3 separate regions of the Homo sapiens genome follow, and regions 2 and 3 are each linked to region 1. The links are chromatin contacts, found by Hi-C or POLR2A ChIA-PET in ENCODE. All regions are on one chromosome and are shown on one strand. The core of a region is the stretch at or near the end of the contact, and the rest is flanking DNA. Distances in the headings are between cores, read along the strand shown. Region 1 overlaps LOC124903529 (a long non-coding RNA gene). Region 2 has its middle 18 kb from the start of C15orf39. Region 3 holds the start of SCAMP5 (secretory carrier membrane protein 5).

Region 1 (3,410 bases), core at 536-3,035:
TGAGCAAGAATGACATCACAGACAACCCCTGCTCCATGCTTATTACCATGGGCTGCCCAAACCCCCACCCACACAGGGAGGGCAGCGGGAGGGGACAGAAATGAATGGGCACAAGCTGTGGCATAAATTCTGGTGGAGGATGGAGGGAAACGATGCCAGAGCATCTAGCCAGGCCATAGCCTCACAAGCTCTGTCCCTGAGACAGGATTTCTGCAACACTGGAGAGGGATGGTACCCAGCCATCCATGACTTCTGTGCCAGGCCCGACTTGTGTTTAATTGTATACATTATTAATGGAACTGGTGGCAAGGGGCTGGGGCTCAGTCTGTGACCAGCATCAGGGCTCAGTCTATGACCAGGTTCAGTGCTTTATCTAGGACCAGGACCAAGACTCATTCTGTGGTAGGATCAGGGCTTAGTGAGTGATCAGGATGAGAGCTCAGTCTGTGACGAGATCATGGGCTCAAGCCTATAGCTCACATTAAGGATCCCCTCCGGGTGGGGCTCAGAGCCAGGGACATTGTGGAAAGTGTCTGAAGGCAAGGTGGGGTCAGCTGGGAGAGAGGGGAGAAGTGGAAGCATGAAGGCCAAGAGGTCCCTGGGCCTGAGGCCAGCTGTGTGAAAACAGAAAAGAGAGTCAGGACTCCAGCTCTGCCACTCACTGGCTGTGTGATTTTGGAGAGTTACTTCCCTTTTTGAGGTCTATGTTGTCTTGTGCGTAAAATGGGAATATTAGGCCGGGCACAGTGACTCACACCTGTAATCCCAGCACTTTGGGAGGCCGAGGCAGGCAGATCACGAAGTCAAGAGATTGAGACCATCCTGGCCAACATGGTGAAACCCCGTCTCTACTAAAAATATAAAAATTAAAGCCCAGGCGAGGTGGCTCACGCCTGTAATCCCAGCACTTCGGGAGGCCGAGGTGGGAGGATCACGAGGTCAGGAGATCAAGACCATCCTGGTTAACACGGTGAAACCCCATCTCTATTAAAAATACAAAAAATTAGCCTGGCATGGTGGTGGGCGCCTGTAGTCCCAGCTGCTGGGGAGGCTGAGACAGGAGAATGGTGTGAACCCAGGAGGCAGAGCTTGCAGTGAGCCAAGACTGCACCACTGTACTCCAACCTGGGCAACAGAGTGAGACTGTCTCAAAAAAGACAAAAAATGAGCTAGGCGTGGTGGCAAGCACCTGTAGTCCCAGCTACTTGGGAGGCTGAGGCAGGAGAATCACTTGAACCCGGGAAGCAGAGGTTGCAGTGAGCCAAGATCACGCCACTGCACTCCAGCCTGGCAACAGATCAAGACTCCGTCTCAAAAAAAAAAAAAGGGGGGGAATATTAGTTAGGTGCAGTGGCTTACAACGTTAATCCAGCACTTTGGGAGGCCAAGGCGGGAGGACAGATTGAGCCTAGGAGATTTGAGACCAGCCTGGGCAACACAGTAAGACCCTGTCTCTATAAAAAATTTAAAAGGTAGCTGGGCATGGTGGGGCCCGCCTGTAGTCCCAGCTACTTGGGCGGCTGAAGCAAGAGGATCGCTTGCGCCCAGTAATTCAAGGTTGCAATGAGCTACAATTGGGCTACTGGGCTCCATCCTGGGTGACAGAGTGCGACCTTGTCTCTGAAAAATAATAATAATAAAATTTTTAAAAGTGGGAATTTTGACTTCTGTTCTGCCTTTGAGATAGAGTCTTGCTCTGAGTCACCAACATGCAAGTTACTATTTCACAAAGCACCAAGAACCCTTATCAATACCTGCCTCCCAAGATTATTCACAGGAGTGAGAATGCACTTCATGAGACAGCAGAAAAAATGGGGAGGGGTTGTTTGCTCAATTTCCAAAGGAGAATTGCTTCAGACAGGAAAATCTCAAAAGGAAACAGCCTTACTGTTGTCATGGCTTCTCCTCACAGTTCTTCTGGTCAGTTTTTATTCCCCAAAATAATGTGTACAGAGTATTTACAGTCAGAGAATGCTAAAGGATTACAACAAAAATAACACGCTCTTTACCCCACGTCAGCCTGCTCGCCAAAAGCAGCCATTTCAACTTATTCAGTTGTTTCTTCTGGTTTTTACTCCCTAAATAAAGCATTGATTTCAATTCTGGTTATCTCCCAAGAGGTCCAATTTAGATGCTGTCTCTAGGGCTCCCTATTGTGACAGAGGAGGTTCACTTACACTCTTTCTCCTCTCCTTTCAATATCATACCACCACAACTCTTGGTTACATTCACAATCACTAAAAAGTGTTTATGGCTGAAACAACTAATATACTATCTTTTTCAATCTCCTTTCCCCCACAGAGTTAATCATTGTCTCATTTTTTTCACTTGCTTATTTTCTTTGACCCATGATTAGATCTTCTGCAAAAGCCCAGTAAGATAATTCTCAATACTGATTTTCACTATCAGTTCCAGTTCCTTAATTTTTTTTTCCCTTGAGACACCCTTTCTGGAGCCCTCAGTTCTCCTGCCTCCATCTGAGCCAGAAGCTTTCCAGATCAGCAGCACAGTCGTCATCCAGAGGCTTCCCTTTGCCAACATTCTGCAACGTCATTTCTTCTCTTTCCTCTATGGATCTCTGATTTTTCTGGGTTCCATTTCTTCTTTCTTGGTTTATGCCCTTTTAGGGTGGAGCACATCCTCCAGTTCCTTCCTGAGGAAGTTTTCACGGAAGACAATTTTTTTTTTTGTCTGAAAATGTCTTATTTTCTACCCTCACACTGGGTTGATACTTTGGCTGGGTATATAATGATTTTCCCTCAGCAACTTTAAGGCATTGTTTCATAAACTTCTAGTTTCTAATATTGCTGTTGAGAGGTCTAATACTGATCTGGCTCAGATTCTCTCTCTCTCTCTTTTTTCCTTTTTTTTTTTTTTTTTGAGATAAGAGTCTTGCTCTCTTGCCCAGGCTGGAGTGCAGTGGCACGATCTCGGCTTACCTCCACCTCCCAGGTTCAAGGGACTTTTGTGCCTCAGCCTCCCAGGGAGCTGGGACTAGCACCACCACACCCAGATAATTTTTGTAATATTCTTCCCCTGAGATGGAGTCTTGCTCTGTCACCCAGGCTGGAGTGCAGTGGTGTGATCTCGGCTCACTGCAACCTCCACCTCCCGGGTTCAAGCAATTCTCCTGCCTCAGCCTCTCGAGTAGCTGGGATTACAGGTATGAGCCACTATGCTACCCATTTTTTTTTTTTTTTTTGAGACAGGGTCTCACTCTGTCGCCCAGGCTGGACTGCAGTGGCACAATCACAGCCCACTGCAGCCTTGACTTCCCAGGATCAAGCAATCCTCCCACTTCAGCCTCCCGAGTAGGTGGGACTACAGGTGTATGCCACCACCCTTGTCTAATTTTTTTAGTTTTTTGTAGAGCTGGGCCTCACCATGTTGCCCAGGCTGTTCTTGAACTC
Region 2 (3,313 bases), core at 33-2,532, 110 kb after region 1:
GCCTCATAGTTCTGCAGGCTGTACAAGCATCTGCTAGGCTTCTGGTGAAGCGTCAGGAAGCTTTTACTCCTGGCGGGAGGCAAAGAGGGAGCAGACGTGTCGCATGGTGAGAGAGGGAGCAAGAGAGAGGAGGCATCAGGCTCTCCTGTGAACTAATAGAAAACTCACTCATTGAATCACTTGAACCCAGGAGGTGGAGGTTGCAGTGAGCCAAGATCGCGCTACTGCACTCCAGCCTGGGCTGTGAGTGAGACTCTGTCTCAAAAAAAAAGGAAGGAAAGAAAGAGAAAAAAAAATTAGAAATTAGAAAACTCACTCATTACCATGGGGAGGGCACTAAGCCATTCATGAGGGATCCCCCACCATGACCCAAACACCTCACACTATAGGCCCCACCTCCAGCACTGGGGATCACATTTCAACACGAGATGTGGATGGGACAAGTATCCACACTATGTCAGAGGCCTCCCTGTCATCAGAGTCTTCTGTCCTCGGTTCAGGTGCATGCTGGCTTCCATGCCTGGCTTCCTAGGAAGTCATCTTGGCCCCATGGGGTTGGGCCGGGCCACTAGGCTGAGGGTTGGAGCCCTATCTCTCCTAGTCCCAGCCTGGGTCTCCATCACTGACTAGCCCGCTCTGCTTGCTGCATTCTCTCCACACCTGTTCCCTGTAGCCCAGGGGTCAGTCTGGGTGCAGGCCTGGGTAGAGGTCCAGGAGCAGATTCTGCCCCCCAGCTCATACCTCCTGTGCACCATGGCAGCCAAAATGCACCAGCATGACCAGGAGTGCTGGCTTGTCCCTGTAATCCCAGTGTTTTTGGGAGGCTGAGGTGGAAAGATCACTTGAGACCAGCCTAGGCAACATAGCCAGACCCTGTCTCTACAAAAAATAAAATTAGGCATGGTGGCGTGTGCCTGTAGTCCCAGTATAGCAGGACAAGCCGCAGACAAAACTTCGTAGACACCGAGTTGTAGAAGAAGGGCTTTATTCAGCTGGGAGCATCGGCAAGCTACTGCCTTAAAATCCGAGCTGAGTGCACAATTTTTGTCCCTTTTAAGGCCTCACAACACTAAAGATTTCACATGAAAGGGTCGTGATTGATTTGAGCAAGCAAGGGGTACGTGACAGGGGCTGTATGCACCGGTGGTCAGAGTGAAACAGAACAGAGCAGGGAGTTTCACAATGTTCTTCCATACAATGCCTGAAATCTATGGGTAACATCGGGTTCTAAGTCATGAGTTGATTTTTAACTACTAGGTTTAGGCCAGGCAGGCCCAGGCCTGGCTTTGGGCCTGGCGCTGGGCTGCCTGTCTTTGATTTCACTTCCTTGTTTTTTTCTTAAAACAGGTACTGAGTATAAAACAATATGAGAGAGCCTCTCTCTTCCCTCACCAGCTACTCAGGAGGCTGAGGTGGGAAGATTGCATGAACCCAGGAGGTCAGGGCTGCAGTGAGCTATGATTGTGCCACCACATTCCAGCCTGGGCAACAGAGCAAGACCCTGTCTCTAAAACAAGAAACAAAGTGCACCAGTGTGTGGATTCCAGCTTCTCCTGGTGTGTGGACATGACCTCACTCGGCCCCATCAGTGAGTGGGAGGCTGCCTGCTGTCTTCCAGAACGTTCTCATCACTACACCTGTGTTCCTCCTGCATTCTCTGGCAGGCTTTGTGAGGGGACCTGTCACCTACCTCTCTGGCTGCCCTAAGGCCCAGCTCAAACCTTCCCTGCCCCTGAGAACCTTTTCCTGAAGAGTCTTTTCCCCACTGGCAGGCCTTCTTATTTCAGAGCTTTTGGTAGGGTGAGTAAAAGGATCGACTCTCTGCTACCAGCCTGGGAGGAATTGTCCCTAGGGTTGGGTCTCTGGATGGCATATGAGGGTCTAGACCAGGACCCAGATGACTGTAACCTGAAGGGCAGGACCTCAGCTGCCCCAGCTTGACACAGCCCCTTGTCCAGCCTGACCTTCTGGGACAGGCCCGACCCCTGCATCCTTTGGTCTTGGTCCCTACTGGGAACTCTGGTTACCCTGGCTTACCTACTTTGACTCCAAAGGCAATGCTGACATCCCCCGTGAGACACAGTGACAGACTGAGACTAACGTAGGGTTACCTGGCTCAGAGTCACCATGGCCAGGCAGAGGTCAGGTCCTGGCCTGGTTCAAGATCTTCCCCAATGCCCTTCTAGCTCTGGTGCCCTGCAGGGTCTACCTTGGAGCACCTGGAGCCCGAGAAGCTGCCCCTCACCTTTGAGATCCCAGGGACCCCCTCCCTGATCATGATGAAGGCGGAACCAAACCCGCTGAGGTGCCTGAAGGAGGAAGGGTCAGCCTCTGCCTCCCACGGCCTCTCTGATGGGGAGGATGTTATCGCAGCAGCGTGAGCTGGGAGCGGAATCGGGAGGATAGGGGTTTTCTCTATGGGTAGCTCTGGGCTCCAGGGTGGAGCCCTTTTAACCTGGCCCCTCCCCTGTGACTCTCCTTGGCCCCAAGCAAAGAAAGCAGCTTGCCCGAGGTCACCTGACAGGTAGGAACAGAGTGGGACCTGGGTTCTTTCTCACCCAGCTGCAGCTCCCCCGGCTTGCCCCACAGCCCCTTCCACCAGGTGACACAGAACCTGGCAGGCTGTGCCCCATAGAAGAGTTCACTTTCCTTCTGGTGAGGGATGGGAACCACCTTGGGGCGGGAGGGATGAGGGGTCTGGGGGCTCTCCCAGCCCTGCCTCACATTTGAAGGATGGCATCTGGGTGGCAGCATGGTTTAGGCTACACAGGGCGGCCCCGAGGTTTATAGCCTGGCCTCGGGCGGATGCTGCCATGCCACCTTCTCTTTTGCACATCCTGACCTGGCACCCTACCTAGTTAAAGGTCCTCAGGTCTCCTGGGCATTGCCCCCACTCCCTGCCCAGACACAGCTGTCCTTGTCCTGGACTAATCTTCAGAGATTCTTGTCCAGCCCACAGCTTTGCTGGACATCGCAGGCTGGGCCAGGTCCCCTGCCCAGCACTAACATCTCTTTGTGAGTCTCAACCAGACTGAGCTGTAGCGTCAGGGTCAGGGTAGGCTCTGACTTAATTGATGGTGTCAATAAACCCCCAGGACAGGGGGGTTTATTGATGGTGTCACATCTGCTTACATTCTTGGCCTCTATGGTCTCTTTGGGGCATGATACCCCTCTGTCCCATGCTTAGGTGCCCACATGTGGCCACAAGTGCCTTTCCTACCACTATCCCTACTTGAGGCCGGTGTCCAGGAACCTGTGGCTCCAGGCAGAAGGCTGAGCGCAGAGCCAGGCCTGGGCAGACATTCCGCAGGGG
Region 3 (3,276 bases), core at 421-2,920, 120 kb before region 1:
CCTTCTGATTCTTCTGAGTGGAGAAAAATTGTCCGTGGTCATCAGACGGGAACCCCAATATTTCCCTTGTAGGACCTACATGAACCACAAGATATCTCCTATAAATTCCATGTGGTTTCCAGACATCTTCCTTGTGGATCCCAGTGTGGACCTCAGATCTCTCTCCTAAAGGCCTATGTGAACCCCTATATCTTTCCTGAGGCCCACATGGACTCCCAACATTTTCCCTGTAGCAGCCACACTTGATAACTTCGACAGGTTCCCAGTTGTCATCTCATTGGCTGCTCTCCACAGCTCTGTAAATCAGCCTTGGCTTGCATTATAGCAGGGAGAGACAGCATGTGGGTCAACCAGGGACAGGACTGACACAGAACCCAGTTGTCCTGCCCCGAAGCCCAGGACCCTTCCTTCCTGGTTGGCCTGGTGGCAGGATGATGCTTCCTGCTCAGCCCTTCCCAGGCACCGAGGCTCTCTCCCTCCTTTTCCCCTCTGCCACACTAGTTCTTGTCTGCCTTTTTTCACTGCCACCCCCTTTTCATGCCAGCTGTGGGAGTGAGGCCCCACTCCTGGCAGGATGGAGCCAGACAATGGGCCCTTATTCTAGGCAAAGAATCCCTGCAGTGTCTCCCACCCACTGAGGCCCCCTTCCAGGCCTAGGATGGTGTGGGTGGGGGGTGGAGGGTGGGTGTATGGTGTAGGGGAAGGAGCAATTGGCTGGCAGGACAGACAGTGGCCCTGGCCCTGCCTGTAGAGATCCCACGGAGGTTTACTATGTAAACACCAATCACAATAAAATCCTGTCTTCACTCCCAGCCCATCTCTCCAAGTGGGTCTCTCTCAACCCTCCAAAGCTCTGGGTTTTTAAACATTTACCCTTGCCTCTACTCTCTCTTGGTATTCATCTCTGCATATCACTGTCTCTTTCATTCCTTTTTCTGAGTCTCTTTCTTTTTCTAAGCCTCTCCTCTCTCTCTCTCTCTCTCTCTGCTCCTTTGCGTAATTTGTCTCTATTTCTTGCCTCTTTCTTGCTTCATTATGCTCCCTTACCTATCTTATCTTTCCATGTCTTTTTTCTCTCCAGGCCTTGAGCTCTCATCTCAGTCTCTCTCTCCGTGTGTCTCTGTCTCTGTTTGCAGCTCTTCTTTCTCGTCCTCCTATGTCGTCTTTCCGTGGATCTGTGTCCTTGCCTCTCTGAATATCATCTCCGATCTTCCGTCCTCTGTTCTCTCTTTCCCCCTGCGCCTGCAGATCTGAAGGACCTTCCGCAGTCACCACACTCTCCTGCTTTCAGCTCTTTCTCACTCCTTTCTGGCACGTCCCAGAGGCTCCTGGCATAGGTATAGGAGGTTATTCTCCCCAGTTTACAGATATGGAAGCTGAGGCTCTGGCTGCTGGTGCCAGGCTCCCATCTCTGGGTCTCTTCCTTCCACCTACACGCCAGGCTCTTGTCCCTGAGGTGCCCGTCAACCACCTGATCCGGCCGGGGCCCGGGAACTAGCACCTCGGACAGCTCCTGGAAGATGCCGGGGCGGCCGGGTCGTCCTTCTCGCGAGCTCAGGAGGAGCAGCCTTAGGAGCAGAGCGGAAGTCTCGCGAGAGTGACTGCTGCAGGCAGTGGCGGCGCGGGCGCGCGCAGAGACGGCCTCGGGCGCGCGCGCGCGCGCGCGCGCTCCCCGCCCCCAGCCCCGGAGCGGCTCGCGGCCGGCTCCGCGCCGCATCGCTCGGGTGCAGCGCAGCTCAGCGCAGCGCTGCGGCCTTTCGGCAGCCGAACGGCCGCGGCAGGTGAGTCTGGGCATGAAGGCTGGGAGGAGAGCTTTGAAGGGAAGCTGGGCGCGGGGCGAGAGGTGTGGGGGTCGCTGGCTGCAGCTTTGTTCCTCCTACACTTCACCTTTGGATGCAGGAAGAAGGCCGAACTGCTGGAGAGGTGGGAGTGGAGGTGACCTTTACTGTTTGGGGCTGGGGGAGAGCGCTCAGGGCGCACCCAGGCCCCCCGAGCCCCCCAAGCCCCCCCATTCCCATCTGTGGCTCCCGCAGAGGGAACTGGGCCTTTGGGTGACGTCAGACCCTGGATCTGGAGCCTGAGCTTTGGGCCCTCCATCCCCCCCGCCAGCCCCACCTGGCGTTCCCTGGAAACCGGCCTTCTGGAGATGGCGTGCGCAGCCGGGGATGGGGGCGACTGGAAGGGGGTGCCCGTGGCTTCCTTTGGGCCTTTCCTTCCAACTAGCGCCTGCAGGTGGACCCGGGTTGACTTCCCTCACCTCCCTCGGGCGGCCGACCTTTGGATGGCGGACCTCAGCCGCCCCAGGGTTGCGAGGCGACGGGCGCGCTGGCCCAGGCCACCAGGCGGGCTCCATCAGGGCTTTGGGTGGTGAGTTGGGGGCGCCGGATTTGGCTCATTTCAACGCTGGCCGGAGGTCACGAGGATGGAGGTGAGGTGTTTGTGAACCGATCCTTGTCCTCCGCCTCGGGGAGCTCCTGGTCTGTGGGTTGGGGGAACCAAGTAGAGACTCGGACTGAGCATTCACTGTCACAGGCGGCTTAAACAAGTAATGTCCCAGCTTCCCGATGGGGAGATCAGTGAGGGCCTGGCAGACTTTCCCAGGGACACAGAGAGAAAGGGAGGCGACAGCTAGCGAATAGGAGACTTCCAGAGGTGATGGGATTTGGGTGGGAGGAGAGGCAAGAGAGGGCATTCCAGGAGAATGTATGGGCAAAGGCACAGGGATGAAAACGAGCACAGCTGTTGGGGGCTGAGCCTGGGAGCTCAGCCATGTGACTGCCCATGGGGTGGTGGAGTCTGGAGAAATTTGCAACCTGTCCCCTACATGTTCTGCCTCACGGAGCAGGGCTCTGAAAGAGGGAGATGGTTCTTGCAGGGGCATGATTGGCAGAGAGATTTTGTTTGGGGCTACACAGGTCTTGCTAACTTAGGTTTGTTCTGGGCTTGGTGAGCCTTAGGGCAAAGTCTCTAGAGCTGAGAGGGGGCTGTCTCTGGTGAATGGGCCCCTGAAAGAGGGTCTTAGGTTTAGCAAACCCCTTGGAGAGTTAGTGGGGTCCCAGGAGGGGAGTTCTAGAGAGAGACCTTGGGCTCTGTGGCTGTTTCTTTAACCGTTTCCTGAGTGGCCACCTCCAAGCAAGTTCCCCAAGTCACCTCCCCTCTCTGGGCATCTCTTTCTAGCACCTTTCTCTAGAGATGAAATAATAGGACTAAGTAGTGACCTCCCTTGAGGATGCTCCTTGTTCTAGTTTAGAGCATCCCCCCTTTCTTCTCCCTCTT

What was found. Hi-C counts contacts between places; a loop is a spot of excess contacts on that map. ChIA-PET counts read pairs that join two places held with the same protein, here RNA polymerase II (POLR2A). Pooled maps may share reads with other maps.
Region 2: a loop to region 1 is called in a pooled map, with 2.3 times the contacts of the local background. The contact joins two enhancer-like sites. A Hi-C loop is called at or near these places in 24 of 168 maps with a recorded cell type or tissue (B cell, CD14-positive monocyte, Calu3 and 17 more), 36 of 37 single-sample maps with no recorded cell type and 19 of 50 pooled maps. POLR2A ChIA-PET finds 5 or more read pairs at or near these places in 27 of 52 experiments (A549, AG04449, AG04450 and 22 more).
Region 3: a pooled map shows a loop between it and region 1 (2.7-fold over the local background). The contact joins the promoter of SCAMP5 here to the enhancer-like site in region 1. A Hi-C loop is called at or near these places in 3 of 37 single-sample maps with no recorded cell type and 6 of 50 pooled maps. POLR2A ChIA-PET finds 5 or more read pairs at or near these places in 3 of 52 experiments (A673, WTC11 and activated T-cell).

Annotation. Positions count from the first base shown.
Region 1 is chr15:75,110,671-75,114,080 of GRCh38, forward strand. It overlaps LOC124903529 (a long non-coding RNA gene), which reads left to right. Exons shown (of 2, transcript XR_007064720.1): 2 at 1-1,658. Among named protein-coding and RNA genes, the nearest start is that of PPCDC, 89 kb to the left of the region's middle. RefSeq lists enhancers at 300-369, 2,295-2,384, 2,415-2,464, 2,485-2,554. Within about 2 kb of position 1,786, at least 4 of the 41 ENCODE cell types and tissues checked have a DNase peak (open chromatin) inside an H3K27ac peak, as active enhancers do.
Region 2 is chr15:75,218,294-75,221,606 of GRCh38, forward strand. No RefSeq gene overlaps it. Among named protein-coding and RNA genes, the nearest start is that of C15orf39, 18 kb to the left of the region's middle. RefSeq lists enhancers at 351-400, 1,211-1,400, 1,481-1,540. Within about 2 kb of position 1,283, at least 2 of the 41 ENCODE cell types and tissues checked have a DNase peak (open chromatin) inside an H3K27ac peak, as active enhancers do.
Region 3 is chr15:74,993,893-74,997,168 of GRCh38, forward strand. It overlaps SCAMP5 (secretory carrier membrane protein 5), which reads left to right and starts at 1,671. Exons shown (of 7, transcript NM_138967.4): 1 at 1,671-1,781.